Regions from separate parts of the Homo sapiens genome. Here regions 2, 3, 4, 5 and 6 are each linked to region 1. Evidence: chromatin loops called from intact Hi-C (ENCODE). Cell type or tissue: mammary epithelial cell. All regions are shown on one strand. Region 1 overlaps FNDC1 (fibronectin type III domain containing 1). Region 2 has its middle 84 kb from the start of SOD2. Region 3 holds the start of LOC101929142 (a long non-coding RNA gene). Region 4 overlaps FNDC1 (fibronectin type III domain containing 1). Region 5 has its middle 71 kb from the start of FNDC1-IT1. Region 6 has its middle 39 kb from the start of SOD2.

What was found. A loop is a pair of places that touch in the nucleus more often than their neighbours do. Peaks named below come from ENCODE experiments on the same cell type or tissue, not always from the same donor. Only the 100,000 strongest peaks of a DNase experiment are listed, where the experiment ranks them.
Region 2: it touches region 1 in a loop (17-fold over the local background); 9 of 110 quality-filtered maps call a loop at or near these places.
Region 3: a loop joins it to region 1, with 15 times the contacts of the local background. A loop is called at or near these places in 5 of 110 quality-filtered maps.
Region 4: a loop joins it to region 1, with 9 times the contacts of the local background. A loop is called at or near these places in 9 of 110 quality-filtered maps.
Region 5: it touches region 1 in a loop (4-fold over the local background); 3 of 110 quality-filtered maps call a loop at or near these places.
Region 6: it touches region 1 in a loop (2.8-fold over the local background); 28 of 110 quality-filtered maps call a loop at or near these places.

What each region holds. Positions count from the first base shown.
Region 1 is chr6:159,250,219-159,255,218 of GRCh38, forward strand. It overlaps FNDC1 (fibronectin type III domain containing 1), which reads left to right. Exons shown (of 23, transcript NM_032532.3): 17 at 1,084-1,314. Among named protein-coding and RNA genes, the nearest start is that of FNDC1-IT1, 12 kb to the left of the region's middle. In mammary epithelial cell, a CTCF peak has its summit at 2,817 (motif pointing right); a DNase peak (open chromatin) is centred at 2,933; H3K4me3 peaks cover 417 bases; H3K27ac peaks cover 563 bases.
Region 2 is chr6:159,606,846-159,611,845 of GRCh38, forward strand. No RefSeq gene overlaps it. Among named protein-coding and RNA genes, the nearest start is that of SOD2, 84 kb to the right of the region's middle. In mammary epithelial cell, a CTCF peak has its summit at 2,330; no DNase peak of the experiment used is centred here.
Region 3 is chr6:159,461,694-159,466,693 of GRCh38, forward strand. It overlaps LOC101929142 (a long non-coding RNA gene), which reads left to right and starts at 1,664. Exons shown (of 3, transcript XR_943178.4): 1 at 1,664-1,726; 2 at 4,654-4,818. RefSeq lists an enhancer at 819-1,324. In mammary epithelial cell, a CTCF peak has its summit at 1,931 (motif pointing left); no DNase peak of the experiment used is centred here.
Region 4 is chr6:159,171,822-159,176,821 of GRCh38, forward strand. All of the region lies in intron 1 of FNDC1 (fibronectin type III domain containing 1), which reads left to right. Among named protein-coding and RNA genes, the nearest start is that of FNDC1-AS1, 4.3 kb to the left of the region's middle. RefSeq lists an enhancer at 2,496-2,790. In mammary epithelial cell, a CTCF peak has its summit at 2,620; no DNase peak of the experiment used is centred here.
Region 5 is chr6:159,309,292-159,314,291 of GRCh38, forward strand. No RefSeq gene overlaps it. Among named protein-coding and RNA genes, the nearest start is that of FNDC1-IT1, 71 kb to the left of the region's middle. In mammary epithelial cell, a CTCF peak has its summit at 2,525; no DNase peak of the experiment used is centred here.
Region 6 is chr6:159,651,961-159,656,960 of GRCh38, forward strand. No RefSeq gene overlaps it. Among named protein-coding and RNA genes, the nearest start is that of SOD2, 39 kb to the right of the region's middle. In mammary epithelial cell, a CTCF peak has its summit at 2,762 (motif pointing left); no DNase peak of the experiment used is centred here.

The DNA.
Region 1 (5,000 bases):
CCATGGACAAGTTCTAAAGGCCTAGCTTCAGACTAATTTTTGGAAAACACTGCCTTAGCTGTGTCCCAGGGACTCTGTATCTTTGTTCTCATTAGTTACAAAGAACTTCTTGACTTCTGCCTTAGTTTCATTATTTGCCCAAAAGTCAAATAGAGAAACTAAAAACTGCATTCAGTCCAAATAGCCAATGAGAATGACAACCTAGCACCAAAAGATACAGTGGAATCTTCAGAAATTGCCAGACATTGTTACTGGACATCACTTGAGAGTTTTGCATATATAAAGCCCCAATCCCAAGTCCTTGGCATTTCTAATTTAGTGGGATATAATAGAAAGAGTTAAGGGCTGGGGGTGACAGCCTGCTATCTGATCCTTGCATAGTGGGTACTCTCAGCGTTGGCAGGCGAGATGGTAACATGAGGCCATCGGTTCATATCCTGCCTTACTCCCAGGACCATGTATCCCCTGAAATAAAGTATGTAGAAAAATCTTCAGCCATCTGTAAATGTGAGTAGCTATTGTTATACTGAGTAGTAATGTTGTAGACAGTAGTTCAGGCCGGGCCTTATGCACAGATGCTCCAGATTGTTGTGGTGGTTTATGAAGCTCTAGGGAAGGCCACCCAGGGTTGAAGCTAAAGGCTGCATATCTTGATCAGTATAGATTTTTTCCTGGTCCCAAGATAGTCAAGGAAATGAACTGTGTTGAGAGAATGCTAGTAAAGTGTTGGGTGGGCCTGACTCACCCTTTTCCAAATGTGGGGCACAGGAATGGCAGCGAGCTGCAGGCTTATATTACATTGAATTATAGTTTCATGATCTCTCAAAACCACTTTGCGGGCATAGTCATTGATGTCCATGGGGCAATAGGATCTTTTGGAATTACCAGATTGAAAGACACAAACACATGGATCCATCAAGGAGAGCTGGGGGTGTGTTTCTGAGCTTGGCATCAAGGCTGATGGAGCCTCCGTCCAGCAGGAAGAGACCGAATGGTGGGTCTGACTCTGTGGAACAGATGCTATGTTTCTGCCTCCAGAAAAAGCCTCCAGCAATCCAATTGGTTATCTCTGTTCTTTTCCAGCTCCTTACGTGACGTACCTAAATAAAGACCCATCAGCCCCGTGCTCTCTGACTGATGCACTGGATCACTTCCAAGTGGACAGCCTGGATGAAATCATCCCCAATGACCTGAAGAAGAGTGACCTGCCTCCCCAGCATGCTCCCCGCAACATCACCGTGGTGGCCGTGGAAGGTTGCCACTCATTTGTCATTGTGGACTGGGACAAAGCCACCCCAGGAGATGTGGTCACAGGTGTGTCCTAAGCAGAAATCAGAGTTCCCATGATCTGTAGGTGGGAAATGTGGACAATAAAGAATGGTGGATGAGTGGATGGGTGCATGCATGGATGAGTGGGTTGGATGGGTTGGATGGATGAATGGGATGATGGATAGATGTCTTCCTTCAACTGGATGAAATATAGGCAACAATGGAAGCCTCATGGGGTAGGGTAAGGACTACTGGATGGAAGTCAGAAGTCCTAAATCCGCGTCCCAGATTGATTTGCATGATCTTGAGCTCAGTACTTCATCTTTCTGGGCCTTGATTTCCCCATATGCAAAACATCACTACATCTCTAACATCCTATAATCTTGCAAATGGCCAGGGGGTCCAGCTAGCTCCTTGCAGGATCAGATCCTGCAGTGAGCGTGACCATAAGCTCCCGCTGGGCCACACATTTGTCCCTTTTTGGAGTCAGCCCTGGGCTTGTGCCTCTGCCTCTTTCTCTCCTTTCACGTCTGTTGGGTGCTTCCAGACAAATCTGGGTGCTTCTCAGTTCCTTATGTGGGAATAGGAGGTGATGAAAAAATGCCCAAGGATCTTGAGCCTCCTTGGCCTCTGAGATGTTTAAGTTCACTCTGCCAAGGACATATTTGAAGATACATCTTGAAATTTAAGTTCTTATGGAAAGAGAATTGATATTTTCTGTGAATAATTGCAAATTTTTTTTCTGGGCCTCTGAGCTGTGTAAGAGGAAGAAGTATGGCTGTGGCTGTGTGTGTCTCTGACTGGGAGGTAGCGGTCGCATTAGAGGTCAGAGTTTGACATTCTCTGCCATTATTGTGCTAGTGCAGTTCGCACAATTCAAAATTTCTAGTGCTTGTCTTGGTGTTCCCACTATTATATCTTACAATGAAAAAATGTGTCCAAGAATATCCAAAGAGCATCTTCTCTTGTGGAATTTGTACAGCAGCGCAAAAGCTAGAATAAGGGACACAGAAAAGAAGGCTTCTGGGTATTCTGCCAGGTGAGACTGAAGGGCGTGGGATGCAGGGAGGGTTTGGGATTAAGGGGTTCGAGTCTTTAGTGGAACTAAAAGTGCAGTCCTGGGTAGGTGCTACACGGACCGCCGTGAAGTCTGTGGTGTTCCAAATAGAATGCAAATCAATCAATGGAAGGAGGCAAGCTTGTAATCAAACATCCAGAAAATCTTTTTATTAATTGAACACACTTCTGTGAATGGTAATTTTTAAAAGCAAGCAAGAAAGCATACAGAAAAATAATTTAAAACCTTACTTTAAGCTGTTTAGCTTTTGACCTCTTGCATAACAGATATTACTTAACATAAATATATCACTGCGCCCTGATTCAAGGGGCTTCTAAGAAACATTGGCTGCAGAATGAGAGTGTATTGGCCCCACCAAACACGCCTCAAGGGTTCTTGCAGTGAAGAAGGAGCTTTCAGAGAACTCCCAACAAATGTCTCTGAGACTTAATTTAGATGTGATTTCTGTATTGTCCTGTAGAGGTCGGGCTTCTGAAACACCCATGCCTAGGCATTCCAAGCCATTCAAAGCTCCCTAGAGCCTTCATGTCCTCACATGCCCCACCCTGCACCTCATCTGAAACGAAACCTCAGAGCCCTAATCATGAGTACTCACGACACTAGCATAAATAATATGGATGAGGTGTTTATAAGGCACTCCCAATACAGAGCCGTGCCAACTCCTGTCAAGCTGATTACTGTGGAACACTGCAGCACATGACACCCTGTGGTGTGGGGGAAAACACCAGACTCCGCAAGGCTCAGAGAGAGAATAGCGGCAGCTCGTCATCCATTAGTGAACCAAACACCGGCTCTTTCATCTGCAGAACAACGAAGCCAAGTGAATACATCCTAAACTTAAATGAAGCATCACATTATCGGGCCCCCTGCAGGGCATTTGAATCCTGCTGGCTACATGGATGTTGTGTGCTCTGCTCATTTTCACCTGCCATTCTTTCTTTCACAAGCAGTCAAGTCAATGTGTAATGAAGTGGTGCCCGAACAGTGTGAAACTCCTAGAATTCCTGCCTGCAAACTGTTGCTTTCCCAAATCACTCCTAATGAATGAAGTTATTACTTTATTAGGAGTGATTCTGTAGGAAATCACCAACGTGATGACCTCTTAGTTTTTCAGGACCAGCTCATCAGTCACTTTCAGGACTGGTTTTGATGAGAACAACAGAGAGATCAGGAGTTATGATGTGCCCAGCAAGCACCTTATCAAAACCCAGACACAGGATCAGCCGAGAAACCAGTGCCTTACATGGGAAACGCAGGGTTCTGATGGAAGCCAGAGGTCCAAGAGTCTAAGCTTTGCCAACTCCATTGGAAGCTGGGTTTCCGTGGCACACGTGTGACCTCCGTCCCCTCTGGGGTGGGCCATTGTGTGCAGCACCAGTGGAAGCATATGCAGGGCTTGACTGCACTGTGCCAGACGGGAAATGCCGTGAGGAGGGCAGCAACTCTTCCCAAGTTCAATGACTCTCCTCTAGGGAACAGTGTGGGGAGGGCTCCAGGGTCCAGTTCACCTGGCTTCCAGGCCCAGCTTGCCCATTTGTTAGTTGTGTGACACTAATCAGTGATCATAGGGTGCTAAATAAAATCACGTGCACCTCTTAGGTGCATTCGATGTTATTGATCTTTTCCTTCTTCTTAACTTGTGTGATCTCTCTCAACCTCTTCATCTCCTTGCAGGCTTGTACAACATTCAGTGGTGGAATTTCTCAAGGCTTGGTCCTGGGGCCTCTTTTCCTCTTGCTCTGTCTTCTCTCCCCTCAGAGTCTCAACCATGCACATGGTTTTAATTCATCTCAGAAATGAGTCATTGATTTATATCTCAAGGCCAGGCCATCCTCTCCTCTGAGCCCCAAATAGTAAAATCAGATGCAAATCGTAAAATCACTTGATGTCATCACTGGGATGTCTCCAGAGCATCTCAGACTTGGTGTATAAAAAATCAGACTCATCCTGGCTAACATGGTGAAACTCTGTCTCTACTAAACATACAAAAAAATTAGCTGGGCGTGGTGGTGGGTGCCTGTAGTCCCAGCTACTCGGGAGGCTGAGGCAGGAGAATGGTGTGAACCCGGGAGGTGGAGCTTGCAATGAGCCGAGATAGTGCCACTGCACTCCAGCCTGGGCAACAGAGCAAGACTTCGTCTCAAAAAAAAAAAAAAAAAAAAAAATCAGACTCATGATCCTTCCCATCCTTCCCATTCCCAAATCTGGCCCTTGTCTGTGTTTCCCATTTCAGAGAACTGTCCCACTTTCCACACATTTGCTCAAGCCTGAAGCCTTAGAAGCATCTTCAAGTCTCCTTCTATCTCACTTCTATATTCAACTCATCATTAAATCTGGTCAATGTTGCTGTCTGGATTCCTCTTGAACCCATCTATTTCTCTCCATTAGATGCTGTGCTCATCTAAGCTATTGCCATCTCTCACCTGGTTACTGTAAGAGCTGTATAACTAGACTGTCCCATCCACATCTCCACTCCCACACCCAATCCATTCGGCATTCTGCACAGGAGAGATGTGTTGAATATGCAGACCTAATTGTATAGGTTTAATGTCTTAACTGTCTTTCCCTTTCTTTTAGGATGAAAAGCAAAAGCCTAGCTTGGCCCAAGGGTGCTGCCTAGTTTTCCCATCTGTGCTGCTTCAACTTCAGCTCA
Region 2 (5,000 bases), 360 kb after region 1:
ATCCTTTATCATTTATTATAAGGTAATGCTAGCTTCACAGTGTGACATACGAAGTACTCTCTTCTTTAATTGTCTGGAAGAATTTGGGTAGAACTGGAATAATTTTTTTTGTAAATAATTGGTATGACTCATCAGTGAAACCATCTGTGCTTGAAGTTTTCTATGTGGGAAATTTTATAGCTACGAATTCAATGTTTTTAATACATACAGGACTATTTAAGTCATCTATCTCTTTTTGAGTGAGCTTTGGTAATTTACATCTCTCAAGGAATGTGCCCATTTCATCTAAGTTGTCAAATTTATTGGCATAAAATTGTTCACAATAGTCCTTTATTATCTTTTAATATCTGTAGAATCTGTAATGATATCACATCTCTCATTTTTTCTATTGGCAATTTGTGTCTTCTGTCTTTTTTTCCTGGTCAGTATGGCTAAGATTTATTAATTTTATTAATTTTTCTCAAAGATAAATATTCTCTATTGTTTTTCAAGTATATATTTTATTAATTTCTTTATTATTTCCTCTCTTCTACTTACTTTGAAATTAATTTGCTTTTTAAGAAATCGTTTGTTTCCTGAGTTGGAAAGTGAAGTCATTGATTTAAGACTTCTCTTCTTTTCTGATATAATTTAGTGCCCTAACTTTCCCAAGTACTACTTTAGTGTCATGTCATAAATTGTTATCTGCTGCATTTTCATTTTAATTCTGTTGAAAACACTTTTGAATTTCTCCTTTGAATTCTTTTTTGATTTATGAGGTTTTTTAGAAGTGTGTTGTTTGATTTTCAAAGATCTGGATTTTCTAGAATTTTTTTTGTTACTGATATCTAATTTAATTTCATTAGATGAGAGAACATTTACTGTATAAGTATTCTTATTTTCAACGTATTGAGACTTCTTTTATGGCTAATTATATGATCTATCTTAGTAAATGCTCTGTGTGCACTTGAAAAGAATGTGTATACTGCTATTGTTATGTGGAGTGTTCTATAAATGCTAATTAGGTCAGGTTCATTAACAGTGTTGTTCAGGTCCTCTTCTATATCTCTGACAATTTTTCTGTCAACTTGTTCTTTTCATTATTAATAAAGAGGTATTGAAATCTCTAACATGCTTGTGGCCTGGCTATTTGTCCTTGTAGTTCTATCAGTTTTTGCATTACATGTTTTGAAGCTCTGTTATTAGGCACATAAGTGTTTATAATTGTTATAACCTCTTGAATTGACCCCTTTATCATTATGAAATGATCTTCTTTATTTCTGTTAATTACTTTGTTCTCAAATCTACTTTGTCAGATATCATTATAGCCATCCCAGTTTTCTTTGGATTAATGTTCCCATTAGCATAGTGTTAGCATCCTTTTTTCAATAGTTTTACTCCAATTTGGTGAGAATTAGAAATCTTCTGGACATTTTTTTTTCTTTTTTAGAGTCTGATTCTAAAAGACAATTGACATTGCCTTTCCTTGGTCTCAGCTACATGGGATACAGTGGAGGTGGGAGGACTTTTCAGGTTCTTCCCAGCCTGTGACACTTCATATCAGTGGGCCTGGTGAGGCTAGGATAGCTCCGTAAGTTCCCATACAGTTAGTTACCTACTAGAGTTAGAATATTTGACCTATGAACCTCATCCCACCTTTTACCCTATTTGCTTCTGAATCTTCATATTCAGCCCAAGAAAACTCTCTCATTTTCCTGATTGGTCTCACTCTTCTAACTGTAATCATGGCATATCTAATTAGACAGTACCCAAAGGTAGTATAGGGAACAGGGTGGGGGCCCTTTTATTTGAAGTGAGCTTACAATCATGGGAGAGATTCAGCTGTGAGTGCAGTCAACTCTAAATGATCAACTGGTTGAGATACAACATAAAAAAGAAATTGGAGTTTACTGAGGTAGTGAGGCTGGGGAGGAAGAGAAAGGTAACAAGGTGCCCTGAAGACAATTAGTTAATAACTACAGATATTTATCTTTCTGTCTTGAGAGAGCTAAAAGCACTACCCAGGAGTAAATATTTGTCAGATGTTGGCATCAGCCAATGCTTCTTCTAAGCTCCTCTTCAGCCATTCATCAATGTGATGCAAGCTCTCTAGTGGCCATGGCTCCAGATCTTCTCTTCTCATTGGAACTCGCTTTTCGCCTCACCTACTTCTACCCACATGTGCATTGCTGCATTCTCTGACTTCATCTTAAAGTTGTCTCTCATTCTTCCCACTAAACTGCTGGAAACAGAGATAGTACAAACCTTACTCCCCAACCCTGAAACCCCAATGTATCTTGATGAGTACTTGTCCCATCCTTTTGCAAGGCCAGTGGGGCTCTGCTGCCACCTAACTTTTCAGACCAGCAGCACACCTTGCAGACCAGAGATTGCAAACTCATAGCCCCAGGCCAAGTCTGTCCTTCAAGGGTATTTATTGGACGATACATTGTACTTCTATCTTTAATTTCAAAAACTTTAAAAGTCAGGATATTTTACATTAAAATGTTAATTTCCAGCGTATCTTGAAAAATCAGAACCCCTGGCAACACAGGATTTGTCTTTCTAAATGGCAACTCTCTTTAAATGGGCACTTGCTCTCCTGGTGGTCACAGTCACCCCCAGCTGGGTTCCCTCACATTCTTTATCTGCTTGGTCCCTATGAACATTTGGCGCTGTTATTTCTGCTGCAGATGGAAACTTGTGCAGGATAAATATGGGCAGATGCTTTTTTTCCTCTTTGTTGGATGTCACAAACATAATGTCCAGATGTAAGAATTATTTTTAAGAGAGCAGGCGTATAAGACATTTGGACTAAATTATAAACTGTAATGACAAAACTCATCATTTTGCTTTGAGAAATATTGCTTTAAGCCATTTCCTTTAGGCTGCTCACCTGCCTCAATTCTCAGAACTATGATTCGGCCCTGTGTTCATCCTTCAGAATTTTTATGTTTAAAAGATTTGTTTGAAAACACTTAAATACTGACATACAAACTTTTTTTGGCCACAGCATTTTAAACGAAAATAGTATGGAAAGTACATCCCAAGGAAATTCTGAACCTTAAGAAAATGCATATTTTACCACATGTTTTCAATTATTTTGGAATGAAGTTGAAGCTGTGGAGACCAAGCTTGGCACTGGGAACCATTGGCCTGGTCACCATCCCCACAGCTTTCATCATATGACACACAACAGCCTTCCAAACAGAGCCTTCTGAGGTCAGCTTCCAAGTGTCATCTGGCCCAGTCCAGGCCTTTTACAAAGAGAGGAAAATATGTATTATCTACCCTCAAGCTCATGCCCCAGTGAATAAACCAGGATGTGAGATTCAGATGCTTCATTTGTCCTGCACATTGACTCTCAGAGGTGCCAGCTACCTTCCCACCATCTTCCAGGTTTCATTCTTCATTGGAAACAGAAAAGCCTATTAGGGTAAAACTTTATTTTTCTACATGTGTTGGCTTTGAGAGATGGTTTACTTTGAACACCCACCTAGGTTGAATGAGAGTCTTCCCTGACTCAAAAATGGCACAGTATTATTTATGGCCAAGTACAAAGTTTCTTTGGATGAATTATAGCAGAGATTCCATGAACCAACACCACATTCAAGGGACACTCGAATGGTCGAGTAGCAGTCGATTTAGTGTGTGCCAGGAGATCTCAAAGAGTCACTCCTTTAGATGTGTAGGGGAAGAATATTTTTTCTTCAACCCCCATAGGTTCTTAGTTGGAATGGACTCCTTAGAACTAAAGACAGATTAACAAGAGAAAAACAAACAGAAGCTTATGAACATGTATGTCTTGTATATACATGACATATAAGACACCCAGAGAATGAGTAATTCTCCAAGAGGTAGCCTTGATTTCAGCTTATATAGAGTCTTCAACAAAGAACAGTTAATTTTTAGAGAAGTGACAAAACAAAAAAAAAAGGACAAAACAAAGGAAAAGTTGCTAGGGGCAGCAACTAGTAAAAGGCAAATAAATGGCAGACGAAGGCTAGTTAGCAAAGCTTGCTCCTATAGATTCTTCTGGTACCATCTCCAGACAACAAAGGTCTAAAGTTGTGTTCAGTGGTTAACCTTCACTCTCTCTGGTAGAAGCGCGGCAGGACACCTTTTGTCTTTGCAAACCTATGTCCCACTTTAGGCAAATCGAGGTGGGGCAGAGAGCTCTCCTGCATCTGCTTTCTCTTGTCTTTAGTTCAACAAACCTTCATGTTCTGGGCTGCATGTTCTGGTCTCCCACAAACAGATGGCATTCCAGCCACTCCTCAAGAGGCCTGGCAGTTCTGCAGAAGTGTTCGTGGGCTGCCTCAAGGAGGAAAAGCCAAGAATGAGGGCTCAGCCCCCAACCCAGGCCTCAACTAAAGCAGCTCTGTCTTCATCTGATTTAATATTAGCCTTTAGAGTAATGTTTCGTTTAAAGAAAAAAATCCATGAACGAAACATTCAAAAACCACTGCTTAGGTACAGATAATATTTGGACACCTGAATACACTCCCACAAAAACTGTTGTTGTTTTTGAGACACAGTCTCACTCTGTCCCCCAGGCTGGAGTGCAGTGGCATGATCTCGGCTCACTGCAACCTCCGCCTCCTGGGTTCAAGCTATTCTCTTGCCTTAGCCTCCTGAGTAGCTGGGATTACAGGCATGTGCCACCGCACTCAGCTAATTTTTTGTATTTTTTAGTAGAGACGGGGTTTCACCACGTAGGCCAGGATGGTATCGATCTCCTGACCTCGTGATCCACCTCCCTCGGCCTCCCAAAGTGCTGGGATTACAGGTGTGAGCCACTGTGCCTGGCCTTTATTGTTTTTAAACAGCATGCAAGACCTACTATAACCATCCCTCACTCTTAGAGCTATTTCTTTCCTGAATTTAGTCATGGAAGTCCAGATTGACGTGTAAGGCTGCTTCTATTGAGAGACTGCTACCAGGCTCACAGTGTCAAATTTCCACTATAGCTTCAATTAATTATATATTTTTTGAGATTTTCATGTTTAACACCAAGCTAC
Region 3 (5,000 bases), 210 kb after region 1:
GATTATCAAAATCTAGAACCCCAAGTATAAAAGCTATCTCTCAGTAAGCAGTATTCTGGGATTTCAAATACAAGGTCCATAGATCCTCAAGGGATCCTTGCATGGAATTCAGTGGTCTGTGGACCCTCTAAAATTGTATACAAACTTTTGTGGCTATATGAATATCCACACAGTCTTTGAAATTCAAAATTAGGTACCACATTTTAATACCTTATCAAAATTTTTGATACCAAAACCTAATTTACAACATATTAAATTTTCTCTTGTGGGGGTGCTGTTATCAAGACACAATACCCTAGCTAAATAAACATTTAGTTTGGTTAACCACACAGAGGACATAATAAATTAATTTCCCAATTGCTATTCCATGCTGTTGACAAAATTATCAGTTTGGTCTTTAACTCTCTCTCTCTCTCTCTATCAGTTAGCCTTGTGCAAAACACTATTTTGCAAAGCAGATATTTTTAACCACACTTTGCAGATGTGAAACCTGAGACTCAGAGAGGTAGTAAGTTATTGGGGCCCTCCGCTGGTAAATAGAGGGACCAAGATCCTAAAACCAGCCTATTGGGTCCTGAAGCCTGTGTCTCTTCAGTGAGGCAAACCACTATCTGTTGAAATTTATAATTTGTTTCCTGAAATGAAGAATTTCAGTCCAAGATTTTCCTTTAGTGGTGGGATGGTTAAACAAGTATATTTCACACCAGCAATTACATTCGTGAAATATTTTTAAATATTGGTGGTTCTGACATGGTAAAAGTCGTTATAATGTATTTTTTCTAATTTTAGCTCTGAACAATCAATTAATGGCAGCCTAAAATGCGGCTGTAACCCAGTTTAGAACTTTCCAAGAATCCTCCCATTGGAGCCAGATGAAGCAGCCTAATGTAGCAAATGAGAACTTCTGAGTCCAGAGCGGGGCAAGCTCCAATCTGCCAATAGCCTTGCCAAGAGAGCTGGAGGAAGTGGGGGAGTCACGTAACCGCCTACCTCCTCTTTCCCAAAACAGGAGCCACATACCAACCTCTCAGCAGGGTGGGTTGGGGCCACAAGACTTAGGGCCTACCTCTCCTCGGTGGCCAATGACATTTAAAGAAAACAGTTGACTGCATCTGTGAAGATGTCATAACGTGGAGCTTCCCTGGGAGAAAATAATTTGGGAAGGGAGGGAGACATTACTGATATCTTTAAAACACAGAGTGTTCAAAATGAGAGAACCACGTGCTTCTCTCCATACCACTGGGGTGGTTTTGGTGCCCGTCTTTGGTGTGCATTGCGGGTCTTTGTGGGGCCTGTGGTAACAACTCATGATTCATCAACTACAAGTTACCATCACAATTTCCAAGTCATTGGGAAGTATTTCATCCCCCAGAGCGGCAATTTTCTCCATCAGCAAGAGAATCAAAAGGAAGTGGGAACATCTGGCTCGATATGAAAGCCTGAGAGTGCCCCGACATACACAGGCTACGGAGAAGTCGGCCCCTTGCAGATATTGGAAAGCAAAGCTCCGTCTACCTTCGCCAGCCACAGTTTCCAGCATCGCTTCCAAAAATCAATCTTGCATATTTGCTGGCGGACCCACTTCTAAGTGATTGGATTCTAGCACACTCCAATCAAGCATCAGCTTTGGTTCTTATGACGCAGTCACTAACATCACACACGACCAAAACAGCAGGGCGCTCTCTCAAGTCTCCTCTTACTGTGCCATCGTGGGGAACAGTCTCATGTGAGTGCAGGCGTGGGCCGGCTTCCCTTAGTTGGGAAGGGAGGGAGATATTATTCATATCCTCTCCACAGTGCACTCGCTTCTTCATGCTCATGTAGAAACACAGACATGTGCCTGTGGCTAGAACTCTTATCCAGGTTGATTTAACCTAGAGAAATGACGCTTTAATGTCACCATCAAAAAGCTAACCAATAGTTCTTAATGGAGGGATTACTGCCCCCTAGAGAGCATTTTGGAAATGTGTAGGGGCTTTATTTTACTTTATTTATGTATTTATTTGAGAGGGAGTTTTGCTCTTTCGCCCAGGCTGGAGTGCAGTGGCACGATCTCGACTCACTGCAACCTCCGCCTTACGGTTTCAAGTGATTCTCCTGCCTCAGTCTCCCGAGTAGCTGGCATTACAGGCTTCCACCACCACGCCTGGCTACTTTTTGTATTTTTAGTAGAGACAGGGCTTCACCATGTTGGCCAGGCTGGTCTCGAACTCCTGACCTCGTGATCCACCCACTTGGGCCTCCCAAAGTGCTGGGATTACAGGCGTGAGCCACCGCGCCTGGCCCTGTTTTACTTTATTGATAGTCATGAAGATGGGGTGTGACCTCATTTAGTGGGTGGAGGCCTGGAATACTAGAGGGCCCACAATGCAGAAGACGATCTTGTGGAACTTTTCAATGTCCCACCAGACAGTTATGCAGGTGACAAACTTGTTTATAATTTTCTGAGCCTGGAACCCAACTCCACTTTTACATATAACTACAAATTATTTACAGTTAGGATGGAGAATCACTCTTCTAGCACATAATTAGGGGTTCTAGGAATGTCTGGTGTCAGCCAGGAAAGGGTCCAAGCTCTGAAACGAAATCATCAGGCTTTGAAATTGGGCTCTTCCATTTACCAATCTGTGCCTCAGTTTCCTCCTCTGTCAAATGGGGCTCACAACAGCACCTGCTTCATGAGATGTGAGAATTAAATTAATGCATATTAAGCCCTTAGAACAGTGCCAGTTGTTTCTCACCTTGTGACAACGAAAGAAATATTAGAAAAATATTCAGTATAATCCCATTCCTCTGAAACAGCATCCAAATGTCACCTGTTAGTAACATCTCTAAGATGAGAGAATGTTCTAATTTAACACTGCTATTTTCCTTCAAGGTGGCAAACAACAATCATTCACATTTTTACATCTTTTAGTAGAGTTCTTGATTTAGTAAAAATCAGACTTAGGTCAAGTTGGACATTACTGAACTGCTGGCCACACTGCAAGCCCAGGTTAGAGCTGGAGTCAGTCCCAGAGAGACTGGAAGGAGAAAGTATCCCACACTCATTTTAAAGTAAATAAAAAGATTCTCAAGTATATTTCTCCATCTTTCAATATTTTGAGCATTTTCAGACACTTAGAGAGTGTGAGCAAAAATATTTAATCTTTAAGTTAACAGAGGGGCTTAAAAACAATAAGATACTGCAGCAATCTGAGGACTGAGGGGCTTCAGGATGACTTTAAGAAGAGACTTCTGCAGAGCTCAGATGCTCGATACGCAAAGGAAATCTGTCGGAGCGGCGTCCAGCTAGCTCCGTGCGTGCACAGACACTTGAGCATTATTTTCCTGGCACTCAGCAATTCATTCCCCAGACCTGAGAACATCATCTAAATCTTAATTGACGCCATAGCTACACTTGACTGGGAGAGGAAGACGAGTCCAGGCTCCATATGTATGTAAATCACATATTATAATTGGATCTGTAATTCTCATTCCCTTATTCACTTTTTCTAATTTAATTCACAATAATATATAGATATAAGGTATAGGTTATTGTAAATTAAATTAGATATATAATATGTGTGTTTAGATACAGAGAGACAGAGACAGTGTGTACCATTTTATAATATGAGAGCTCTGCATCTTCTAAGACCTGAGGAAGGTCATCCCAGCTTTCTGTCAGGAAAGGAAACAGCACTTCTCAAAAAATAGAAAGGTAACATGTTCACCTAGTGCTCCAGCACCTCATCCATTCTGGGGATGCTGTAGCTGCCATTTTTTTTTTTATAATTGACTTCCCCCTATACTCAGTTACTTCTAGAATGGGACTCAGCAAACCTTTCCTTAGAAAGAGAGAAATAGTAAATATTTTAGGCTTTGTGGACTGTCTCTGTGTCTCTGTTTTCTTCCCTTTTTTTTTTTTTGAGACAGAGTCTCACTCTGTCGCCCAGGTTGGAGTGCAGTGGTGCGATCTCCGCTCACTGCAAGCTCCACCTCGTGGGTTCACGCTATTTTCCTGCCTCAGCCTCCCGGGTAGCTGGGACTACAGGCACCCGTCACCATGCCTGGCTAATTTTTTTTTTTTTTTGTATTTTTAGTAGAGACGGGGTTTCACCATCTTAGTCAGGATGGCTCAATCTCCTGACTTCGTGATCCGCCCGCCTCGGCCACCCAAAGTGCTGGAATTACAGGTGTGAGCCAGCCACCGTGCCTGGCCTTTTTTTTTTTTTTGGCAGAGTCTTGCTCTGTCACCCAGGCTGGAGTGCAGTGGCATGATCTCGGCTCACTGCAACCTCTGCCTCCTGGGTTCAAGTGATTCTCCTGCCTCAGCCTCCTGAGTAGCTGGGATTACAGGTACACACCACCACACCCTGCTAAGTTTTGTATTTTTAGTGGAGACTGTGTTTCACCTTGTTGGCCAGGGTGGTCTTGAACTCCTGACCACAAATAATCTGCCCGCCTTGGCCTCCCAAAATGCTGGGAATACAAGCGTGAGCCACTGTGCCCGGCTTCTTCTTCTTCTTCTTTTCTTACAACCATTAAATTTTAAAAAATCATTTCTGCTAGATGTAGCTTGTGACATAGTTTACCAACCCCGGCTTTAGAATGGGCCTAATAGTATTGCCCAGGATGGATTCAGCTCACGTGAAGGCTTGCATTCTTTGGCAGAGCATGATATGGAGCTGGAGAGGAGGGGAGAGGAGAACAGAAGGCAAGGTGGGAAAGGACACCTGGCAGAGACAACATCTGGATCCTGAACCTGGAGGAGAAATCCACTTATATCTCACTTTAGATTTGCCAGCTGCTTTTATTTTTATTTGGACTTACAGAAAGGTGAGGCTGGGTGTGGTGTCTCATGCCTGTAATCCCAGCACTTTGGGAGGCCGAGGCAGGTGGATCACGAGGTCAGGAGATGGAGACCATCCTGGCCTACATGGTGAAACCCCATCTCTACTAAAACACAAAAAAAATTAGCTGGGAGTGGTGGTGTGCGCCTGTAGTCCCAGCTACTCGGG
Region 4 (5,000 bases), 78 kb before region 1:
TTAGGGATGATTTTTATTTTCTTCTTTAAAGAAGCTTTTAGGGAATTTTCCATGTCAAAACTATTTTCAAAGTAATACTAAGATTACTAAGATGCTATTTTCCTTTTTCACAGTTGACATTTGCACTGAGGGTGCAAAAGCTTGATGGGTAAACTGCGGGTGTCTTACTGAGAATCAAGGCAGGGACATCACCATGCACTAGTAGTCTTTGAATTTTGGGGGGACTTTGCAGTTAAAAAAAATTTGCCAGTTTCATTAAGAATGTTCTTGATGCCACAGTAAAATTATTAATTTTACCAAATCTTTGTATCTTTGAGTGTATGTCTTTTTAATAGTGTAAATAAATGGGAAGGACACATAAGTTACTACTGCTGATGACCAAGTTCAGTGGCAACCCCAGGGGGAAGCACTGGTGTGATTGTTTGTGTTATGCATTAAGCTAGCTGGTTTTTTAAAATGGAATGTGGTATTTACCACAAAGAATGACAACAGACAAACTAGAGCTATTCTGACTTGGGTATTTGGCCGATGTTTTCTCAAAAATGAACAAAGGGAACTTGCTACTTCTAGTAAAATAACTGCTATTATTGCTTGCCAATGATAACATTTCAGCTTTCAAGTGAAAATCAGAATTTTGCCAAGTTGTTTCCACCACTGTAAGCTTGAAAGTTTCCCAATATTTAAATTTTTTTCTAGTGAGATCAATGGTGATATAAATGAATGTGATTTGTAAATGTCATCTCATAAAATGTGTCAACATTTGGATGATCTGCATAACCAAATAAACCAATAGATCCAAATGACCAGTGTATAGCCTTACAACAATCTTGCATGGGTAAAAGGTCTGTTCAAAGTGCATGATAGCCCAATGGATTTTTAATGTAACAAAATATGAAAAATTCTTCATATGATTTCAGATTCTAAGAATTGGCTACTTGATGAATTTTGGTGTAATATCAAAGATTTTTCAAAATTATCCAAAAAGGCTATTGAAATAGTTGTCCAGCTACACATCTGTGTGAGGCTGGGTTTTCTCCAAGCAAAACGACATATTGCAATAGATTGAATGCATAAGCAGATCGGAGATATTCTATTAAAAAGATTTGCCAAAATGTAGAAACAAAGCTGCTCTTCTCACTCATTTCTCTTTGTTTTGGGAAACAGTTACTTTTCATATAAATATATTTGTATGTCAACATGTAATGGTTTATTATTGTTTTTTAAAATAAATAAGTACATATTTTCGTTTTAATTCCCAGTAAAGTCAATAAGGATAGATAAAACTCACAGAAACATAACCTCCTTGGCATCCTCGTAAATTTAAGAATAGAAGATAATTCAGACACCAAAATGTTTGAGACACACTGGTATATACGGAGGGAAGTAGGTTAAAAATCAGGATGCCTGGGTGTGAGTGGCAGTGCTGTCCTGCACCTCTGGGGGCCTTGGGCTAGTCTCCGCGCTTCAGAATAGGTCAATTGAAGGAGGCTCCTTCCATCTCTGGAAGCCTTTAGAAGCTCGCCTGTGGCTCAACCTGCATGTGGCTTTATGGGGTTTCCCTGTTACTTCAGTCCTCTTTGAGAGAACGTGGTGAGACCCTCTCTCCTTTTTTGTGCACTGGCACCCGCCAATGGCAGATGGAAGAGCTGTTTTGTTCATCAACTGATCATGAAATTTATTCCTGTGGAATCAGAGGTTGTAATAGGATTGCAGAGTGACAATTTGCACCCCTGGAAAGTTATCACCAGACAGTTCCAGAGCATGATGAATATACTCTACCAAGACCATTCACATCATACTTAAGTTCTAAAGGCCCGTTCCCTGAAAACAGGAGGGGAAGGAGAGTGTATTCATTTCCTATTGCTATAACAAATTGCCACACACTTAATGACTTGAAACAATACAAATTTATGATCTTTATTATAGTTATAGAGATCAGAAGTCTGAAATGTGCGGTACTGGGCAAAAATCAAGGCCTGCATTGAAACTTTAAGGGAGAATCTATTTCCATGCTCTTTTTACCTTCTAGAGGTGCCCACATCCTTGGTTCTCGGGATTAGGACAAGGACATCTTTGGGGGATCATTATTCTTCCTACCTCAAGGGATGAGGGGGGCAGGGAGCCTGGAAGCAAACATTTCGGGAGAGGCTCCATCACCCTTGGCTGATTAAGGAGCAGACCTCTTTTCATTGGCCCCCCATGGAACTTAGGGATTTCTTGAGTTATAATTAAACTGTTATCAGAAGCTATTATTTCAGTTAAAAAATAGAGGTATTTAAAGGTATAAAAGTAAAGGAGAGAAAGGACTATGTATGTGTATGTATTTACTTGTAACTGCACAGAACGTTTCTGTTAGAATACCCATGAAACTACAAACTTTGGTGCCTTTGGGATGGAGAGCTGGGTCGCTGGGGGACAGTGGTGGATACTGTTTCATCCATCTCTTTTACCAACTTTTGTAGATGTATGTTAGAACATTTGGAATCAGGGAGGTATGTGAATTGGTTATTCACATTCGTGAGCACCCCGTTTTCCTCCCTCCTAAAAGTTATCCTTGCTTATGAAAAACCTGCGTCTTCCTCCCTCGGCCCGGCCTGGGCAGCGCTTGCGCTCTGAGGCCCTTAGAGGGCGCTCCTGGACTTCTGGAGCCGAAGCCACCACCCGCAGGCCCTTCCGTGCAGCCCTAGTTGGACTTAGCTGTCGCTGCGGCTTTATAGAGATAAGAAAATTAGGACAAACATCCAGTTATCTGCCTTGTTTCTCCCTTAGTGCTTGCCTTTTGGCAATTTTTCTACTCATTGGCGCTTTCTTCATATATTAAATGGGAAAGGACAGATCACTAATTAAGAGTCGAAATGGCTGCGTGTTAGCAAATTCAAATAAGCACTGATGAGAAAGGAAATTGCCTAGACCTGCAGCTGGGGTCAGAAGCCCGCTGGCTGTTGGGGTGCCGCTGGTGCCTCTGCAGGCCTCCACCAAAGATGCAGCAGCTGGAAGATGGGGTGAGAGCAAGGGATGTCTCAGGGGTACCAGCCTCAGGAACTGCCTCCTTGGCCCTGATGGGTCCCGTCTCAGCCTCTCCCTTCCACCACCAATGTTAATTTTTGTATCCAGAGAGGATAATATTACAATTATAATGTCAAATTATTATAATTATATACTATGTATTCTAATTATTATAATAATGCTACACTTGTAGCAAAATAACTTGAGAGGTGTTCATGTTAATTACAAAGTAGATGCTGCTCACATTTTTTTTACCGCAGTCTCCTACATGTGGACGAAATGATTTAATTATGGCATCCTTATAATCTATAAAGTACAATCTACATAATTCTATTTTCAGTTTTATGAGGAATTCCTAGGTGTACATTTTTACTTCCTTTTAATAATAACTGGCAGTTTAAAGTGTTACGGAGTTCACCATTTCTCTCTGTTATTTAATTTAATTTTCACAGTGACCTTACGAAGTCAGTAACATCCTCATCTTGCTACTGGGGCAGCTGAGGTCAGAGAGGTTAACTGGTTTTCCCTAAGTCTGTAATCTAATACTCAGTCTTTGCGGTCCAGATCCCACACTCTCCCTGCAGACACCCCTGTTCTGGTTGGTTTGAGCTTTTACTGTATCTCCTTGTTTTCTTCTCTAGGCTGGATGTGAGTGCCAACACTCACATCTTTGATCTGCTCAGAATGCCTTCCTGAGTTTACTTCTGTAACATTGCTGTCGGCTGTTGAAAAATGATTATGTGAGGTACTGAAATGTGTTGAACTCCAACAAGGCTAAACTTAAGACAAAGTGGCAGTGAATGTAGCCTCTGTTACAAGATGGATTTGGCCTGTGGATGTGAGCAGGGTCCTCACTGTGGGGAAGCCCCCTTTCCTTGGTGGTCCTGTTAAGCTCGCCTGTTGGCATCTTAGAGCCGGTGCTCGGTGTCTAACCTGTTACCCAAACTCTTTGCTACTCTCTGTGAGTGCTTGATCTTTACCGTGGAAATCACAACTTTGAACCTTTGAGACTGTATTTAACCAGAAGGCTCCCGGAAGTGCTACCACCTTGTGCTAAGACACTCAGTTTTGTTTACTGGACCATTTAAGTCAAGGAAAAATGCTGAGAAACATTAGTGGCTAATCTATATGGTTGACAAGTCCCTACATCTCACAGAGGTGGTGAGGCTGATGCTCACAGCGTTAAAGTGTCTTGAACTTCTCAGGAGAAATGTGCCATTTAAATGCTGGGCTCTGCTATTTAGGGACTGTTTTATGGTGTCACGTCCCTTCATCTGGTTTATTAGGTCCTAATTGAGCCACCAATTTGGCTGTGTGACCTTGGGTGGGTCATAACTCTTCAGGCCTCAGTTTTCTCATCAGCAAAGCAAGGGGATTGACCTAGATATTGTGAAGGGCCCCCCAGCTCTAACTTTGTGTGAGTCTCCATTTGAAGGAGGTCCATTCATTCATTCATTCATCCATTCAGCAAGGGTTACTGGGAGTCAGACAAAGACACAAAGTCAGATGAACATAGTGCCTGCTGTCAGAGGACACACAGGCAAGGAGGGCTGGATGAGGATAATACAGACAGGTGATACGTGCTAGGACAGAGGTAGCACAGGTGTTTTGAGGGTGAATTGACTGGGAGGTCAAGGCCAGCTATATTTGAGCCCTTTTGAGAAGGACATAGGCATTAGTTGGAGAAAGATGCTGAGGAAGGACATCTCTGGTCGAGGAACAGACCCTGCTGCACACGTGAAGTCATGTGCAAGGAACCAGGAATATTCGAGGTGGTTCGTGCTAAGTGCTGCTCTGGGTCAATGGTGGCATTCGGGGTTGGAGGTGTAGGAGGCACCCAGCTCAGGAAAGTCCTGGGGTCTGACCTTGATCCATAGTGTTGGTGGCCACCGAGGGAGTGCCATAAGGTGGCATGTCGCTGGGTCAGTGGGAGGTCAGGTAGCAGCCAATCCCAGTACTGCATGAGGCTCTGGCCAGAAAGGGCCATTGAGGCT
Region 5 (5,000 bases), 59 kb after region 1:
AATGGGATCAGCTATAGGGAATCTAGGGCCTCAGCTGGGCATGTAAGTAGCAAAAAGTCCATCCAGATAACTGAGTTTGGCCAAAATCCAACAGGACTAGAAGCCTGCATCACCATCTTTAACCTGTGCTGGAGGAGATTAACATTTAAATCTTTTTATATTTATTTTTTGAATGATAATTATCTTTAAAAGGGGCAAAGTAAAAGATAATTGGCATACATTGGCCTTCCAGCTTAGGAAGAGGAGTTTTGAAGCTGATGAATGTACCAGACTTATTAGAACTTGCATTCCCTTCGCCTGGCCTCAGAGTGACATGTTGACAGCTCTCCAGCACCCTGCTTGAACTTCTTAGGGCACTGGGCCATTCCAGGGTCATGGTGCCTTCCCTCCTTTAAGGTACATACAGCTGAAAGCAGCTCTCAAGTGTGCTTTTAGGAAATCCAACCTTGGGCCCACCTTAGACCTTTTGAATTGGAATACTGGAGGGTAGGTCCTAGAGAAAAGTCAGTTTTTAAGCTGCCTGTGCTATTTTGACATCTTGCCTAGTGGAATCCTACTTGTCTACCAGAGTTTGGCTTAAGCACTGCTTCCCTGACTCTGTAGCATGGGGTGCCTGGCACATCCCAGTATTGAATAAATGTCTGTTGAGTGAACAAATAAATGAATGGATCGGTAAGTGACTGAGTGAAGGTCAAGGAAACAAATAAATAAGAAGCCAAGTTTGGGAAATACTACTGGGGGTAAAAGTCCCATCTACAGATTAGCTTTTCTGATCTCTGCTAGCAGCATACTCCTTATAATAGGATATATGTATGTTAAACTTGCTCTGAATAGGGGCCACATTGCCAGCCTAACAGGGGCAACCTATGTTACCAGGAGGCTGATATTACCCAAGTGACAAGTCAGAGTCTTGTCTGTCTTACATTATCCTGGGTCTCAAAAAGGACCATAGTTACTGGGGGAGCTCCTATATTGATGTGATGGTTAATATTGAGTATCAACTTGATTGAATTGAAGGATGCAAAGTATTGTTCCTGGTGTATCTGTGAGGGTGTTGGCAAAGGAGATTAACATTCGAGTCAGTGGACTGGGAGAGGCAGACCCACCCTCAATCTGGGTGGGCATAATCTAATCAGGTGCCAGTGTAGCCAGAATAAAGCAGGCAGAAGAACGTGAAAAGACTAGATTGACTTAGCCTCCAAGCCTACATCTTTCTCCTATGCTGGATGCTACCTGCCCTTGAAAATTGGACTCCAAGTTCTTCAGCTTTGGAACATGGACTGGCTTCCTTGCTCCTCAGCTTGCAGATGGCCTACTGTGGCACCCCACCTTGTGATTGTGTGAGTTAATACTCCTTAATATACTCCCTTTTATTAGTTCTGTTTTATTAGTTCTGTCCCTCCAGAGAACCCTAATATAAGTGATAACAATGTTATAACACAGCAATTGTCAATTAAGTCACCACTGTTGATAATTTACAACTCACTGAATTCTGTCATGAGTGATGTTCTCCCAACACCAAAGCAGTGGGAGGGTCAAAGTGTCGGTCAGGCTGAACTTTATATGCATAGAGTCACAAATTCAACTGTTCCAAGGAACAGTTTCCTCTCGGCAGGCTGTCTTTAGCGTGATATACACCAGGCCAGGGCGAATGTGTGAGATCTTGCTGGTTTTTGGGTAGTTCGAAGATAACCTAATTACAGGGCCCAAAGAATGGCGAAACAAGTCACCCTGGGTCATGGGCTAACTTAACAGGCACAATTGAGACAAGAAGGGACAGATGGTGGTGGAGGTTTATAACCTTTCTAGAAGTCAAGATAGGCAAGAAGTGGAGTGGCTGAGACGACCTAGGCCAGGCCTGCTGGCAGAAGCTGAAGCAAGCTCTAGGGACTAAAGTTAGCACCTAAGAAGGGTCTGGAAGCCAGAATTACCAGGTCTAGCATAAACCTGTGGACAGGGGTCCAGAGCTTTAGTTGGGGTTTCGAAGATCTTGACCCATCTCAGAGGACAGCCCAGGTTCAAAGTGGACACAACCACACACCAGAGCAGCTGGACACCTACCCTACACATTTAATTTCACCAGAAAGTTATAAAGTCAGTATTATAATCACTGCCTATTGCTGAGATGGGCAATAGTTTCAGATAATAGCAGTAACACAGTTAAGGTTTGTTGAGTATTCATACTGTATTAGCATGCATTAATTCACTTGATTCTCAAAATCCAAAAAATACTGAATGTCCAATGTAGACAGGGAATTGAGCAAAGTGCTAAGAATTTAAAGAGAAATAAAACATTGCCATCACCCTCATGAGCTTTGAGTCTAGCACAGTGGTTTCCAATAAGGACAATTCTGCCTCCCAGAGAACATGTAGCAATGCCTAACAGCCTTGGCTGTCACGGCTGGGGGAGGGTTCCTAGTGGCACCCAGCAGGCTGGGTGCCAGGATGCTGTTAAATACCTCACAATGCACAGGATGCTGCAGCAAAGAGTCATCCGGCCCCAAATGTCAACAGTGCAGAGCTTGAGAAACCCTGGTGGACAAAGTGGAATCTACACGTACACCTGTAAGTGCAATGGGGTGTCCCTTGTGAGGAGATGAGGATGTATAAGATGCAGTGGGAGTTGGATAGAAAGGATGATCAATTGTACTGGAGTGTGTGCAGGGAGCCAGGGGGTGCAATGAATGGAAAACGCTCAAGAAAGAGTTTGGAAAGATGGGTCTTGAGAGATGAGGAGGCGCTACCCCAGCAGCCGGGGTGTGGGTCAGGCAGCATCCTCTTAGCAGGGGCAGATGTATGAGCCAAGACCAGGGGCATGCTGTGGCCTCTTAATGCCTGGAGAAGCTGTCAAGTCCTTGGTATTAGGTTCCATTCAGTTACAAAAACTACTTTTTGAGATGTTTAAATACAAAGATAATCACATATCAGTTTTGCCCTCAAAGAGCTCAAATTGTATAAGACCAGCCATATCTCTAAATCAAAATAATTCCTCTTGGCAAGGTTTTGTTTTGGCACATAACTAAGAAAACATTGTAAGTTAGAAAAGTTCCCAGTGTTGATTCTGACGTGTATTCTAGACATTCACTACTGTTTGATTCACTGGAAAGGGTTTAAGATCAAGCCAGTGAAACCAATTTTCCTTTGTGAATGCTCTGAGTTTAGTCTGAGAAGTACAGGAAGTTAAGAAACTGCCCAGTAAGTTTCCTTTGCAAAAGAGGGCCTAATGAGATCAAGAGCCTATAAAATATTTTTGGAATTTGCTAGAACTTCTTGCACTTTCACCTAGGGCTGTCACTTTGTTAATAACATTTTCTTACTTCAGTCCCATTACATAGGAGTTGTCAGCTAACCAAGCCAGTCCTCTCTGCTGTAGATTCACTTATTAACAGAGGGCAGAAAGATGATTTACAGAAATGTTGGCTTGTATAGCCAGAATTTAAATGTACTCCAATATACTAAAAAAAAAAAAAAAAAAAAATAGCAATGAGATGTCAGGATAAAGAGAAAATGTACTAAGGGTTACATAAAACTCTCCTTGATGTGGCAAACAGACTTTTCTAAAACCCTGGTATTCAAACCCTCTTCTTATGGCCTAGGATAGGGTTACAGGGACATCATGTGCTTGATAATTGATCAAACCATTTGAAATAACAACATAAAAAGTTAAAGCTTTGACAAGCTTGATGCTTTTCAGAAGACAGCCAACTTGCAAAAGTGCTGATGTGCATCTTTGCAAAGTTCTATAAAATTGTGGTGGGAAAAGGGAAATTTATATTGGAAACCCTCCACTCATCAGCTGAATTTCCACTGCCCTATTTACCAGGCTGTCTGGCTAGCTGTTGGCTGGCTGTGATAGGGGCGAGGACAAAGCCCGCTCATGTCCAGATACAGGAGGTTGCACCTCGGCCAGCTGCCAGAGAAGTTTAACCAGAAGGGGCCACCAGGCCAGCAAAGGCGAGATGCCCATGTGATATGGGGGCTGGGAGGTGGGGACCAGTACGGAAGGAAATAAGACCCTAAGCCATGGAAGAAACCTCCTTGCCGGAGATTACAGATGATTTTATAAGCAGAGGCAATCTTCTGTCTGGTCAGAGAGCAGAGAAGAAAACATATTTACCTTGTGGCCTTACTAAGGGAAAGAACGGCAACCCTGTGACTGCAGGGAGCTTCAAAATACTTATGAACAGAGCTCCTAGGGTCTTCCCTGAAAAGAGAAAACAGATCTTCCTGTGTTTTCTTGTTCACAGATGTGTGTGCCTGAGTTGTGCTGATTCCTAGTGGCTTGTGGTTAAGTGTGAGTTAAAGGATGCTTGTGTCAGAGTTGGAAATCGTGTCCCATCATTGGAATAACGGGTTGTCATCTTTTGAATCATTGCCTCCATATTCCTGTTGTTTTTACTGTTTTTCCTTCACTAATTAATCTCACTTTTTTTTTTTTTTTTTTTTTTTTTTTGAGATAGAGTCTCACCCTGTTGCCCAGGCTGGAATGCAATGGTGCAATCTCGGCTCACTGCAACCTCCGCCTCCCGGGTACAAACGATTCTCCTGCCTCAGCCTCCCGAGTAGCTGGGATTATAGGCACCCGCCACCACGCCCAGCTAATTTTTGTATTTTTAGTAGAGACGGAGTTTCACCCTGTTGGTCAGGCTGATCTCAAACTCCTGACCTCGTGATCCGCCCACCTTGGCCTCCCAAAGTGCTGGGATTACAGGCGTGAGCCCACTTTTATTCTCTTGTCCCATGTTCTGGGGAGGAGGGAGGAAAAGAAAGACCATGTTACTGGAGGGGTCTACACGAGCTTGGGGAGACTCTACCTGGTAAGGGGCACCCGTGGGCTGAATGAAGCCCACCCAGCTCTGCTGAGCCTTGAGCCTGGCATGGAGCTGCTGGCAGCCTTTTTCTCATTCATCCACACAGATGTGATGCATTGAATCCATCCACTGCAGGGGACAGGTTTCCCTCATTCCACGAAGATGCTGCGTGTGCTGGGCTGGCCCTGG
Region 6 (5,000 bases), 400 kb after region 1:
TATGTATACATATGTATATCTATACATGTATGTATGTATACATATGTATATCTATACATGTATGTATGTATACATATGTATATCTATACATGTATGTATGTATACATATGTATATCTATACATGTATGTATGTATACATATGTATATCTATACATGTATGTATACATATGTATATCTATACATGTATGTATACATATGTATATCTATACATGTATGTATACATATGTATATCTATACATGTATGTATACATATGTATATCTATACATGTATGTATACATATGTATATCTATACATGTATGTATACATATGTATATCTATACATGTATGTATACATATGTATATCTATACATGTATGTATACATATGTATATCTATACATGTATGTATACATATGTATATCTATACATGTATGTATACATATGTATATCTATACATGTATGTATGTATACATATGTATATCTATACATGTATGTATGTATGTATACATATGTATATCTATACATGTATGTATGTATGTATACATATGTATATCTATACATATATGTATATCTATATATCTATACATATGTATAGATATACATATATGTATATCTATATATCTATACATATGTATATCTATATATCTATACATATGTATATCTATACATATATGTATATCTATATATCTATACATATGTATAGATATACATATATGTATATCTATATATGTATACATATATGTATATCTATATATGTATACATATGTATATCTATATATGTATACATATGTATATCTATACATATATGTATATCTATATATGTATACATATGTATATCTATATATGTATACATATGTATATCTATACATGTATACATGTATATCTATACATATATGTATATCTATACATGTATACATGTATATCTATACATATATGTATATCTATATATGTATACATATGTATATCTATACATATATGTATATCTATATATGTATACATATGTATATCTATACATATATGTATATCTATATATGTATACATATGTATATCTATACATATATGTATATCTATATATGTATACATATGTATATCTATACATATATGTATATCTATATATGTATACATATGTATATCTATACATATATGTATATCTATATATGTATACATATGTATATCTATACATATATGTATATCTATATATGTATACATATGTATATCTATACATATATGTATATATGTATACATATGTATATCTATACATATATCTATATATGTATACATATGTATATCTATACATATATGTATATGTATATATGTATACATATGTATATCTATACATATATGTATATATTTTGTATATGTATACGTACATATAAAAATATCTGTAAGTATGTGTGTATATGTATATATGTATAGCTATACATATATATCTATATAGGTATTTAGCTCTGCCCATCAAAAAGACCCACAAGCAATGATACTCTAACAGCAAGGAGCTCACTCGAAACCACTCTACACAAAAAGACCCAGGGCTCTGAGGAGAAATGGCTGCTTTGGGATCAGAGGAAATACAATTTGAACTTTGAACATGTTGTACCAGAAATTATTGATGGGCATATCAAAAGGTCATAAAAGACATCTCGAAGTACTTTCCACTGACTAAATCTGAAACAATTTGAGCATCAAAATAACCTATTGAAAGAAATAAAAATTCGTCAGTCTATAAATAAATAAATAAATAAATAATTTGAAAGTTTGATAATAAACATGATACATAGTCTCAAAGTAACTCCTCACAAAAGTCCTATTAGCTACAAAGGGAAAGAGAATCTGTTTCCAATGGAGAAGGCTGGCAGACACGAGGAGAATCAAGTGATCAAAGTTAACATCACTGATAATGAGACAAATCAACACGGTGTGCCATCTGATGGTATGCAATAAGATGTCTGCCAAATATGCGTAACTTGAATCTGATATTACAAAATTTAGACAATCCCAAATTGAGGGATATGCTACAAAATAATGCGTGTAATCTCAAAAGTATCAAGGTAATGGAAGACAAGGAAAGACTATGGAGCCAGTCCAGTTTGAAGGATGGTAGGAGATATGATAAGTAAATACTCGGGGTGATTGTGGACTGGGTTTTGCTACAAAGAGCACTACTGGAACAATTGGTGAATGGTATCTGAATGGCATCTGAGGATTACAAGATGGTAAGGTATCAGCGTAAATTTCCTGATTTTGATGGCCATATGGTGGCTATGGAGGAGAATGGCCTTGTTTGCTGGAAATGCACATAAAGTATTAAGCGGTGATGGGACGTCACGTCAGCAACTTACACCCCAGTGACTCTGGAAAAACTAAGGTTCTTGTACTATAATTGCAACTTTTATGTAAATTTTAGATTGTCTCAGAATAAAAATAATTTAAAAGTTTGATAATGAAAATAAAGTAAAAGATTATCAGTTCTCAGTGAACAACAACAAAAAAGTTCTGGGTAGAGCTCCTGTAATCTCTAGGGATTACACCTGTAATCCCAGGTACTCAGAAAGCTAAAGCAGGGGGATCTCTTTAGCCCAAGAGTTCAAGACCAGCCTGGGCAACACAGTGAGACTCTGTTTTATCTAAACAAACAAACAAACAAACAAACAAACAAAACAAAACAAAACAAAAACTTCTGGGTAATATGTGTCTTAGCAGAACTCCTTTAAGACTGTTCCAACACCCTGAACCCACTCTGCTTTTAGGTAAATCCTATAACGTGAAAGGCAGAAAAGTGTAGAAATACTGCCACCTACCGGTTATGGAACAAATATATTTAAGTTAATAGAAAAAAAGAATTCTGAGATTTACTTGGTTGATGGAAAATGGAGCTTTTAAGGGACATTAACCTTAGAAGTTGTTGGAGAGCAATGGAAACAGAGGTCTTTTAACCTTGAGGCATGCCTAGGAATTCAATCTGAAACTCAGAGCAGATGGCAGATGGTTTTTTGATTTTCAGATGAGCCCCAGGGCATACTCTAGAATGGGGAGTTTAAAGAGAAGAGGTTCATCTAGAGGGTATAATAAAGACAAAATAATTTTTCACTCCCCACCCCAACCTCAACAGCCTTGGCAAAGATGAATTCCCTAGAAAAGAGAAGAAATGGGAGTAGGGTACCAGGCCAGGACTCAAGGAGGGAGAAGACTGCTAGCAAGGCCTAAGCTAACTCGTGGGGCAACATTGTAAGACCCAGAAGAGGAAGAATATCCTCTTCCTCCGAGCAGGTGCAGCTCCACGGGAGAAGTTTCTGACCTTACCTGGAACTGAGTCAATTTAGAGAGCTGAGTGAATTACAGGGGTAGAAGAAGCAGCGGAAAGGCGCTGGGAGCTCACTGGCCCCCAAGCAGGCCATTCCTGCCTGGCACCACCAGGCACCTTCGGGAGGGTGGCCAGAGGCATGGTGGAGGTGGGGGAAGGATGCCACGGGGAGAAGGAAGTCTCCAGCTGAACTTTGTAACAATTTGAACTGGGTGAGAAGCCTCCTGCCCAGAACTCGGGGGAGGGTGCGAATCTGGTGTGCAGACTCCACAGGCAAGGAAAGAACCAAACCCTTTTCTTTCACAGCTGGGAGGTGGGTAGCCTGGGGCAAGTTCTGAAGCCCTGCTGGGGCTGTTGGCAGGGGCACTGTGGGAGTGAAACCAGCTCTTCGGATTGCATGGGAGCTGGGTGAGGCCTATGACTCCCGGCTTTCCCCCGCTTCCCTGACAACCTGCATGACTCTGCAGAGGCAGCCATAATCCTCCTAAGAACACAACTCCATTGACCTGGGAACCTAACTCCCAACCCCCACAGCAGCAGCAGCAAGACCTGCCCAAGGAGAGTAAGCTCAGACACTCCTAGCCCTGCCCCCACCTGATGGGCCTTCCCTACCTACCCTGGTAACTGAAGACAAAGGGCATATGCTCTGAGGAGTTCTAGGGTCCCGCCCACCGCCAGTTCCTCTCCATACTACCACCGCTGACGCTCTCTAGAAAGAGCTACCTCCAGCAGGAGACCAACCAGCACAAAAATAGAACATTAAACCACCAAAGCTAAGAACCCTCACAGAGTCCATTTCAGCCCCCTGCCACCTCCACTGGAACAGGTGCTGGTATCCACAGCTGAGAGACCCATAGATGGTTCACATCACAGGACTCTGCAGACAACCCCCAATACCAGCCGGAATCTGGCTAGACCCAGAAGAGAGATAAAAATTACTGTAGCTCAGCTCACAGCAAGCCACATCCATAGGAAAAGAGGGAGAGTACTACATTAAGGGAATACCCCATGGGACAAAAGAATCTGAACAACAGCCTTCAGCCCTAGACCTTCCCTCTGACAGAACCTACCCAAATGAGAAGGAACCAGAAAACCAATTCTGGTAATATGACAAAACAAGGCTCTTTAACACCCCCAAAAAATCACACTAGCTCACTAGCAATGGATCCAAACCAAGAAGAAATCCATGATTTACCTGAAAAAGAATTCAGGAGGTTAGTTATTAAGCTAATCAGGAAAGCACCACAGAAAGGTGAAGCCCAATGCATGGAAACCAAAAAAACACAATACAAGAAGTGAAGGGAGAAATATTTAAGGAAATAGATAGCTTCAAGAAAAAACAATCAAAAATTCAGTAAACACTGGACACATTTATAGAAATGCAATATGCTCTGGAAAATCTTAGCAATAGAATTGAACAAGTAGAAGAAAGAAAATCAGATCTCAAAGACAAGGTTGTTGAATTAACCCAATTCAACAAAGACAAAGAAAAAAGAATAAGAAAATATGAACAAAGCTTCCACAAATTCTGGGATTAAGTTAAATGACCAAACCTAAGATTAATTGGTATTCCTGAGGAAGAAGAGAAATCTGAAAGTTTGGAAAATATATTTGGGGGAGTAATCAAGGAAAACTGGCCTTGCTAGAGACGTAGACATCCAAATACAAGAAGCACAAAGAACACCTGGGAAATTTATCGTAAAAAGATCATCACCTAGGCA